Regions from separate parts of the Homo sapiens genome. Here regions 1 and 3 are each linked to region 2. Evidence: chromatin contacts called from ENCODE Hi-C or POLR2A ChIA-PET data. All regions are on one chromosome and are shown on one strand. The core of a region is the stretch at or near the end of the contact, and the rest is flanking DNA. Distances in the headings are between cores, read along the strand shown. Region 1 overlaps MYH9 (myosin heavy chain 9). Region 2 has its middle 46 kb from the start of TXN2. Region 3 holds the start of FOXRED2 (FAD dependent oxidoreductase domain containing 2).

Region 1 (3,435 bases), core at 116-2,615, 110 kb before region 2:
AAATACTTACGTGCACAAGATGGATTGATCTTCTCGGTCTGAAACAAAGAAGACATCAGATTAACTCCCGCCAGATGCAAAAGCCTCCCCACCTTGCTCCCAAAGAGCTGCCCGTTTCCCAGACAGGGAGCACAGTGTCACAGATGCTGTCTTTGTGGGGATCTCGCAGTCTACCCTCACACCTGGCTAGGAGGAGCATCTTCGGGGGAGAGTGCCATTGGGCAGCTGCTCCTGCCGCCCAGGAGCTCAGATTGTCCACCCACGCTGTTCAGCCCCCACCAGAAAACCAGAAATAGTTCTGTGTCTCCCACCTTAGAGGAACTAGTGTGTGGAAAACTCTCCAGGAGTCGACTTCCCTGGGAGCTGAGTGGGACCTGCCCTGTGTGTTTATAACGGGGTGGGGGGCTGAAGCTGTTAGAAAGAAGCCTGCTGCAGGTGCTCTAAATACCATCCCCACTGAAGGAAGGAGCACCATTTAAGAGGCTGGGGAAGGAGGGGTGACGAGGCCTGGCTTTGCAACGGGACAGCCCTGGGATAAGATGCTGCCTCACAGCCTGAGACCCGGGACAGGTGCGCAGGCTTCTCTGAGCCCCAGCTCCCTCCTCCGCAGCGTGGGATAACAGTACTTGTGTCCACAACACATGTGAACACACCAGCACGGTGTCTGGCAAGTGGAAGGCGTGCAATGATGTCACTTTAGAGGCAGCTTGTAAAGAATGACAGCTTCTGATGGGTTTCTGTGACAACCTGTTCTCTAGCCGGGTGTCAGGAACTTTCAGCAACTATCAACAGCTCTATGAACTGCTCGGCAAGGAAGGTTATAAATACCCACCCTCCCCCAGTACAGGAGGGGCAGTAATGCCCACACTCTGAAAGCTAAGTTTGCCAGAAACACTAAGGCATCCTGGCTGTTCAGTACTGGGTATTCAAGCAACAGCTGAAAATATAAACTCATTTTTTTCCGTTTTATCCCGCCCCATCTAATAGCCTCACCGTCCTTGAAGTCAAATTGGCCTGAATCCAGGATCAGGCTACTTACAAATATTTGAGCTGCAGTGAGGTATTTAATTCTGAGTCTCAGTTTCTACATCCACAAAGTAAGATCTGCTACTAACTCCCTTGCAGGATTAGTTTGAAAAATAGAAATAACACATAAAATGGACCTGCCGCAGTCCCTGTAAAGACAGTAAGCTCCACAAACGGTTGCTGTCTATACCGACTTCCCCAACGCGACGTCGCCACGATGGGTGGCAGTGGCGTTGTCAGGGCAGTGGGAGCATCCGTGGCTGTTGGTACAGTATCAGCCCTGGGTGGAAACACGGATTCAGCGACGTGTGAAGGACACACTGAGTGGCTCGCACCACCTGGTCAGGGCCCTGCGTGACTAGGCACTGGGAGAATGACTCACGGCTTTCCACGTGCATGGCCTCAGGAGACACATTTAACCGTTCAACACCAGTAGCCACCGACCAGCTAGGCTGCCTGCCTCTTCCGAGGTGAGCTTTCTAGCATGCCTGACCTCAGCAGCGTGTGGGGCTGGGCACTGCCTCCAATCTCTTCTTCTGCCCACTGGTCATTCAGGAGGGAAAAGGAAGCCCAGACAGAAAGAAGAAAAAACAAACCTCACACCCAACACCAATGGCAGCTGCCCCTGCCCTGGGCCGCAGCTTCCTCCCAGCCCCCTAAGCATCAACGGGGTGGGGGCGCAGAGGGGCTGGGTCACTCTCATTCACAAACACACCCCACACCCTGCTCTCTGATGTGGAAACTACTCAGGAGGCAAGCTCTAGGGGAGGCAAGCCTTACTCCCCCTTGCCTTTCTCAAAAAACACGAGTCCTTCAAGCCTGCACAGCGAGGACAGAGATTAGAGACCTGCATCCTCGACTAGACAGACGGGAAGACAGAAGGGAGGGAGGCGGCAGGAACCACAGCCTGGGGAAGACAGAGCAATTTCATTGCTGGCCCCTAACGACAGTGTGGCAACCGATAAGGGTTTGGAACAAACATTTTTGTCATCCCAGCCCCCTGCCCTCCCCCACTGCGTCTCCCTGTGGTCTGCCCCAGCTGTGGGCATGTTTAGTCACCGGCTCTACTAGCAGGCAAGAATGTACCTGCGAGTGCTGGCAAGTCGTGAGCAGCCAACGGCCCAATGCTACCATAAAAGGAAACATTCCCCAACCCTTCCAGAGGAACCGTTTTCCCAGGGCTGTCCCTAGGATGGCTGGAATTCCTCTAATTGTGTGAGGAGGAGTCAGAGGCTCTGCTGCTGAACAACAGGAAGCAGAGCCCCCAAACACACTCGAGGGCATGCACACAGAGGCGCACGCACGCACAAGGGCATGGACACACACATAGACACGCAAGCATCTGTGCATACACAGTCACATATGGAGGTAGGTGTACAGAGGTACGTGTGCACAGAAATACATGCGCACACACGTGTGCAAAGCCATATACATAGATCCACACAAGGCACACAGCTGCACACGCATTCACAGATGCATATCCACAAGCACAAGTGCAAACACAGGCACGCAAGGCACATGTATTCACAGGTGAATGTGAACATACATGTATGTACATAGCCATGCACACACACGGATGTATGCACAGGCACACACACTTCAAATTCCGAAACCCCAGAGCCAAATTCAGTGTCTCCTCTCCATCCACCCGAGCGTCCCTAGCTCTCCCACTTCTCCAGCCTTCCCCGTCCAATTCCTGAAGCCAATTTACCACTGTCAACACAGCCTAACCATACCTTAAAGAAATCTGGATTTGTTCTGCCAGGAACATTCATCTGGACAAATGCTTTCTGAAAGGCAAACTGCTGGGAGGCCTCCTCATTGCATCTCTTACCGCACTGCTTAGTATCCTAAATCCACCGGCCGGATGCACCACGAATCGTACCATGGCCCCATGCAACCGAAAAGGTCTTTCCAATGCTCAGGAAGGGTTTTGGTCTGTTATCTTGTGTGGCCTCCAATAACCTTACAAGGTATTGTATTGTAATGTACAAAGCAGGTATTATCATCATTGTTTTGCCATCTTTCCACACAGCGGTTCTTCTGGATTTGTTCCTGATCTCAGAGGCATCTCTTCTGGGCAGTGGGGTGGTTAGAATTCTTAGCAACCAGTGGGCTCTTTGGCCTACTCAGTTTACTCTGCAGCCCACCTCCCCACCCTATGCATTCTAGTGGAGACTGCCATTGGCGCCCACCCCATCAACCCTTCCCCGCACTGTCATCTCACAGGATGAGCACATTCAGAGTCCGGCCCAATCTGCTTGTTTTGGCTCGAGTCCTTATTTGGCCTGTAAGGACTGAAGGCTTATTTGAAAACGCCCTTCCTTCCTCTAAACGGGAGGAGGCCGCCAGGGACAAGCCTCTTCTGGGACACGAGCCCCCTGCCAGATGAAAGTCTAGCCGTGGTAG
Region 2 (3,440 bases), core at 479-2,978:
CCTTCCTTCCTTCCTTCCTTCCTTCCTTTCTTTCTTTCTTTCTTTCTTTCTTTCTTCTTTCTTTCTTTTTCTCTTTTCTTTCTTTCGTTCTTTCTTTTTTCTTTCTTTCTTTCTTTCTTTCTTTCTTCTTTCTTTCTTTTTCTCTTTCTTTCTTTCTTTCATTCTTTTCTTTCCTTTCTTTCTTTTGAAATGGAGTCTCGCTCTATTGCCCAGGCTGGAGTGCAGTGGCGCGATCTCGGCTCACTGCAACCTCCGCCTACCGGGTTCAAGCGATTCTCCTGCCTCAGCCTCCCGAGCAGCTGGCGTTACAAACGTGAGCCACCACGCCTGGCTAGTTTTTGTATTTTTAGCAGAGACGGGATTTCACCATGTTGGCCAGGCTGGTTTCAAACTCCTGGCCTCAAGCGATCTGCCCTCCTCGACCTCCCAAAGTGCTGGGATTACGGGCGTGAGCCACCGCGCCCGGCCTCATTCACTCATTTCTTTTCCCAGGGTCCACCTACCCAGGCTAGGCCTGCTGTGCTGAGGACACCGAGGGAGGCAGACCGTGGCCCTGCCCACCATAATTAAGTGTTGGAGGCCACTGTCTAGGGGTAGAAGCAGCCACAGAAACATAGAGATACAGAGAAACAGGTGACTCAGTGAGGTCAGGGCACAGGACCTTTATGACATGTGGGGAGGGTGAGGTCTGAGAATGGAGGAGGGAAAGACCGGCTGTGTGGAGGGAAGGGGGTGCCTGTGGGGCCTCGCCCCTGGAGCCCTGGGACCCTCCTGCGCTAGGGGTGCAGAGTCCACAGCGAGGGACAGTGCACAGTTAGGCAGGCTCTATGCAGTCAGTTTTACTCCAACCCTTTGTTGGCAAGAGGGGAGGGAATCGGTTATATTAAAACAAACACAGACAGAGCAGGGAGTGCGAAGGCCACGTTCATAAGGTTCCTTCAGTAAACAACAAAGACCTGGAGAACTGTCGAGTGAGCCTCTAGTTCAGTTCCTTGACCCGCCTTTTCCCTCCCCACTTTCTCCTGTATCCCACCAGCTCCTCTTGCAATGAGGCACTGCTGTGGGTTTGAGAAGCGCTGAACGGCCCAGAGCTCAGCCTGGACTAGAAAGACTCAGGTGCGCCAGGCGTAGTGGCTCACGCCTGTAATCCCAGCACTTTAGGAGGCCGAGGCAGGCGGATCACCTAAGGTTGGGAGTTCAACACCAGGCTGACCAACATGGAGAAACCCTGTTTCTACTAAAAATACAAAATTAGCCGGGCGTGGTGGCACATGCCTGTAATCCCAGCTACTCAGGAGGCTGAGGCAGGAGAACTGCTTGAACGTGGGAGGGGGAGGTTGCAGTGAGCCGGGATCGCGCCATTGCACTCCAGCCTGGGCAACAAGAGCACAATTCCATCTCAGAAAAAAAAAGAAAAAAGAAAAAAAGGAAGGCTCAGGTGCTCCTTCATTCAACCACAGTCACAGAGATGCCCAGCCAGGTTCTTCCTGCCAACATGCACGTCTGAGGCAGGGACCTGGCCGAGGGCTGGCTGGTCAATAAAAGGCCCCTCCCTTCACGGCCTTCCCTGTCCCCACCTCCTAACCTCTGGTTTTCACCAGCTTCCTCTAGCTTCTTTTCAACACAGCTTTCACTGCTGGCGGCCTCTGTGTCTTTGATATCCCGCTAGGTGCCGGGCTCTCTGCTCAGCAGTGCGGATGCAAGAGGAAACCAGGGTGGCCCATCAAAGCAGCCCCTGGGTTTGAATCCTGGCCCCACCACTTAAAGCGGAGTGCGGGAAGTTTCCTTTCCTCGTCTGTCAAATTAGGGTATTTCCCCACCCTCACACCTGGCTTAAGGCACTCATCTTCAGCTCAGGAGGAATCCTGCTCACAGTTACAAAGGCTCAGTTACTCAACCTCCTGCTGCAATAGATCACACCCTCCACTTCAAGAACAGTCCCCAGAAAAGCAGCCACTGTGACTGCCGGGTTCACCACAGCGTCGCCAGTGTCTCTCACCGGGTCTGGCACGCGGCAGGGGCACAATAAATACCCCCCCTTCATTCCTTCAGCTTATGCATATTAATCATCAGACAAGTGCTAAGACTTAGGCATATCTTTTCTCATTTTCCAGCTGAGCAAAGTGAGACTCAGAGAGGTCAAGTGGCTTGCCCATAGTCACACAGCAAGTAAGTGACTAAGCTGATATTTAGAACTAGTTCTTCCACCAGACTTTTTCCACTTGACCCAAAGTGTCAAAGTGTAGAAATATGGAGGCAAGGAAAGGGTTGGTCTTTTGGGAAGATGACCAGAACAGCAGATGAGAAATGGGCTGGGGCAGGTTCCCTATGGGCATTGAAGGTCAAGTGGGGGATAGGAGGGCTTAGGCTGTCATCCTGTAGGCCACAGGACTGGAGGTTTGTTCCTGCTTTGGGCCCTTGTAAAACTAAAGTGGAGGCCGGGCATGGTGGCTCACGCCTGTAATCCCAGCACTCTGGGAGGCCGAGGTGGGCAGATCACCTGAGGTTGGGAGTTTGAGACCAGCCTGACCAACAAGGAGAAACCCCATCTCTACAGATACAAAATTAGCAGGGCGTGGTGGCACATGCCTGTAATCCCAGCTACTTGGGAGGCTGAGGCAGGAGAATTGCTTGAACCTGGGAGGCAGAGGTTGCGGTGAACCAAGATCATGTCATTGCACTCCAGCCTGGGCAACAAGAGCGAAACTCCGTCTCAAACAAACAAAAAATAAAGTGTCACAGGCAGACGGCTTATCACACTACTCAGTTTTCTTACCTGAAAACATGGCACAGATGTACTGATAAGGGTTAATAATCCCAGTGGAAAGAGTTTGAGCCTTGGCGTCAAATATATCTGGGTTAAAATTCCAGCACTACCACTTCCTGGTTGGGGGACCTCAGCAAACAATAAAATGATTTACCCGTCTGCCTCTCAGTGTCCAGCTCAGGAGAATAGGTCTGATCTTTTTTTTTTTTTTTTTTTTTTGAGACAGAGTCTCGCTCTGTTGCCCAGGCTGGAGTACAGTGGCGCAATCTCGGCTCACTGCAACCTCCATCTCCCGAGTTCAAGTGATTCTCCTGCCTCAGCTTCATGAGTAGCTGGTACTACAGGCATGCGCCACCACGCCCAGCTAATTTTTGTATTTATTTATTTATTTTTTTAGTAGAGACGAGGTTTCAGCATGTTGGCCAGGCTGTTCTCGTACTCCTGACCTCAAGTGATCCACCCGCCTCAGCTTCCCAAAGTGCTGGGATTACAGGCGTGAGCCACTGTGCCCTGCCTGATCTTTTTATTTATTTATTTTTTTCCCAAGACGGAGTCTTGCTCTGTCACCCAGGCTGGAGTACAGTGGCTTGATCTTGGCTCACTGCAACCTCCACCTCCCGAGTTCAAGCGATTCTCCTGGCCCATCCTCCTGAGTAGCTGGGATTACAGGCAC
Region 3 (3,094 bases), core at 410-2,909, 71 kb after region 2:
CCATTGGTGAGGATCGCCATCCAGGGGAGGGCAGCTGGGGACTTGGATCCTGCCGGCTTGCAGAAGAATGCTTTGATCACAGAGTGGTTTCAAAAATAGAATTGAAGGCCGGGTGCGGTGGCTCATACCTGTAATCCCAGCATTTGGGGAGGCTGAGGTGGGTGGATCTCCTGAGGTCAGGAGTTCGAGACCAGCCTGGCCAACGTCGTGAAATCTCATCTCCACCAAAAATATAAAAAAATTAGCCGGGTGTGGTGGTGCTTGCCTGTAATCCCAGCTACTGGGGAGGCTGAGGCAGGAGAATCGCTTGAACTAGAGAGGCGGAGGTTGCAGTGAGCTGACCTCGTGCCATTGCACTCCAGCCTGGGCGACAGAGTGAGACTCCGTCTTAAAAAAAAAAAAAAGCGAAATACCCTTTTTCGTCCATTCCTCCCATACCTACTGGCCAATCAAGGTGTGTGGTTCGTGTGGGGAAGGTCCCAGCTTCCGCAGGTGAGCTCTGGCACCGGCCTTACCTGCACTGATGCACCTGGCCCTTCTGGTCAGTTAGGATGAAGTAGTGGCCATTCCAGGCCTGTCGGTCCTTGTCCAGAGTGACGTGGGCGATGGTGGTGTTGTACTGGACACGGAGCCCCAGCGTGTCCGCGAAGTCACCCAGGTAGCGCACCATGTCGCGGGCGTCGGGGAAGTAGGCACGCGAGTAGTGTCTGAAGAGCAGCCGGGGGTCGTGGCTGAGCAGAGAGTTCCAGTCGTGGCGGAGGTTGAACTCGGCGTTAGCCTTGCCCGTGTACCGCTTGTTGATGCTGATGAGCTTGCGGTGCCGCGGGTAGCGTGTGAAGAAGCTGCCGGGCCGCGGGGCCCGCTCGAACACTGCGTAGTCGCGTCCAGCGCGCTGCAGGAAGTAGGCCATCTGCAGGCCCGCGGGCCCAGCGCCCAGCACGCAGTAGTCCCGGCGCGGGGGCACCGACAGCGCTGGGTGCAGGGCGATGGCCAGGAGCAGCCCCGGGGGACCCCACAACGGGGCCGCAGCGGAGAGGCCCATCCTGCAGCAGATCAGAGGGGTAAGGCCTCGCACCCGGCCCGGCGGCTGGGAGACACGAGGCCCAGAAAGAGGCGGGGCCTGCGGGAACTCTCACTGCAATCTGGGTCACGGCCAGGCCCAGAAGCCGTCCTCAGAGCTCATTTGCCCGGACTCCACCGTTTCAAGCTGGGACTTGGGGCTCCCCGGAATCCCGAGCCCCTCCATCTTATCTCCCTCAGGGTCTCCTTCCTCAGGGGCACCGGCTCCCCGCTTATGATTGTAGTAACCTCCACCCTGGGGAAGGAGAGCGTACTCCCCAATTTTCCCCTAATTTGAGGGTGCCCAACACCCCTTTGAACCACCCTCCAGGTTGGACCTTCCAGAGGCCTTGGCCCCTCTCCAGCGACCGGGTGGGAGCCTGAAGTGGGTGTGGCCTGCGTGCGCCCCGCCCCCTGCCAGGGTCCGCGCGCCCCAGGCTCTTCGGCCACGTGACAGGGATGCCGCGCACACCTGCCGCCCGCCCGCGTGCGCTTCAGGAGCCGCCAGGTCCCTACGCCCGCAGCTCCGGCCTCCCCGCCTCCGACCGAACCCTGAGAAACGCGCGAACCTCCCAGCCGCTCCGGCTGCAACCCGTGGTCTAATGAGGCCGCGCTTGGCTCGCTTGCTCCGCGGCGGCTCCGCCCCTCGCGCCCGGACCAATGGCAGGGGGCGGGGTCACGTGCGCGGCGCGCGGCACGCCGGGACCAGCTGGCAGGCTGCCTGCTCCGGCCCAGCGCGGGAGAGGCGCGCGCGTGCTGCGTTCGCTGCTCCGGGGGCTGGTAGAGGGGCCTGGGGCTAGCGCGCACCCGCGAGGGTGGAAGGTCTGGAGATCCGGGATGGGGAACTGGGTCCTTCGTTTTAAAAGGTGCCTCTCTACACGGAGGGAGGGGAGCACGTGATTTTTGGAGCTAATCCTAGCTCTCATATTCCATGAATGTAGCCAAACGCTAAAACTAGTTGGCCTACCCAGTTTTGTGGGACTGGAAACCAGCGTGGTGGAGCCAGGACCGATAAGCCAATTAACAAGCGTTTGCTACAGTGACTCAGTGTACTGCTTACCAAGTAACATACACGACTGTCCTAATCTTCCACCAAATAGGAGAGGTGGGCAAGGCATTGTTTCCGACATTTGGTAGCTGACTGGTCAAATGGAGACATAGGGATGAAGGGATATGTTTACAATCACAGGAAGTGGAGCCTGGAATTAAAACTCAGTGGAGGCAAGATAAATGGCAGGAGGAAGATAACGTGAACTGGATGATGAAGGTTGGCTTCCCAGGGGTGGCAAGTGGCCCCTGCATGAGATTTACATGGGGAGAAATACGAAGTCAGTGTAGGAACCTTCAAAGTCCAGTGAAATGGGGCTGAGTGTTCTTGGGGGAAGGGCAGGTGGAAAGAACTGCGAGCCTGCAGATTTGCATGGCTGGAGATTCTTTGAATTAAAAATCGTAGCTGGGGACTCCTTAGAAAAATTTTCCTGACCTCTCAGGCCTACAAGTACCTACCAAAGAATGTCATTTACTTTTTCTTTTTTTTTTTTTTTTGAGATGGAGTCTCACTCTGTCGCCCAGGCTGGAGTGCAGTGGCGTGATCTCGGCTCACTGCAAGCTCCACCTCCCAGGTTCACGCCATTTTTCTGCCCCAGCCTCCCTAGTAGCTGGGACTACAGGTGCCCGCCACCACACCCGGCTAATTTTTTGTATTTTTAGTAGAGACAGGGTTTCACTGTGTTAGCCAGGATGGTCTCGATCTCCTGACCTCGTGATCCGCCCGCCTCGGCCTCCCAAAGTGCTGGGATTACAGGCGTGAGCCACCGCGCCTGGCCGAATGTCATTTACTTTCTTCAGTCTGTGTCAACATCAGAGAAAAGCTCCCTCAGAGCAGAAATTGTCCAGTATCTGACATACGGAAGTTTAAGCATTTGTTGAATAAGCATTGCAACCAGAGAGGTCAGGCAGAATACTTTGCCAAAAATAAAGTAGGGATGTCTTATTTCTTCTTTTTGAGACAGAGTCTCACTGTCACCCAGGCTGG

Evidence for each region. A loop is a pair of places that touch in the nucleus more often than their neighbours do. ChIA-PET counts read pairs that join two places held with the same protein, here RNA polymerase II (POLR2A). Pooled maps may share reads with other maps.
Region 1: a loop to region 2 is called in a pooled map, with 5 times the contacts of the local background. The contact joins two enhancer-like sites. A Hi-C loop is called at or near these places in 1 of 37 single-sample maps with no recorded cell type and 8 of 50 pooled maps. POLR2A ChIA-PET finds 5 or more read pairs at or near these places in 17 of 52 experiments (AG04450, BJ, CD4-positive, alpha-beta T cell and 11 more).
Region 3: a loop to region 2 is called in a pooled map, with 2.2 times the contacts of the local background. The contact joins the promoter of FOXRED2 here to the enhancer-like site in region 2. A Hi-C loop is called at or near these places in 1 of 50 pooled maps. POLR2A ChIA-PET finds 5 or more read pairs at or near these places in 4 of 52 experiments (AG04450, BJ, WTC11 and 1 more).

Annotation. Positions count from the first base shown.
Region 1 is chr22:36,327,451-36,330,885 of GRCh38, forward strand. It overlaps MYH9 (myosin heavy chain 9), which reads right to left. Exons shown (of 41, transcript NM_002473.6): 4 at 11-38. Among named protein-coding and RNA genes, the nearest start is that of MIR6819, 42 kb to the left of the region's middle. RefSeq lists enhancers at 308-937, 938-1,567, 1,546-1,795. Within about 2 kb of position 1,366, at least 36 of the 41 ENCODE cell types and tissues checked have a DNase peak (open chromatin) inside an H3K27ac peak, as active enhancers do; they include CD4-positive, alpha-beta T cell, where a contact is called at or near this core.
Region 2 is chr22:36,434,068-36,437,507 of GRCh38, forward strand. No RefSeq gene overlaps it. Among named protein-coding and RNA genes, the nearest start is that of TXN2, 46 kb to the right of the region's middle. RefSeq lists enhancers at 1,578-1,707, 1,729-2,364. Within about 2 kb of position 1,729, at least 16 of the 41 ENCODE cell types and tissues checked have a DNase peak (open chromatin) inside an H3K27ac peak, as active enhancers do; they include CD4-positive, alpha-beta T cell, where a contact is called at or near this core.
Region 3 is chr22:36,505,381-36,508,474 of GRCh38, forward strand. It overlaps FOXRED2 (FAD dependent oxidoreductase domain containing 2), which reads right to left and starts at 1,660. Exons shown (of 9, transcript NM_001102371.2): 1 at 1,629-1,660; 2 at 516-1,043. The coding sequence starts at 1,042. RefSeq lists a silencer at 1,407-1,906.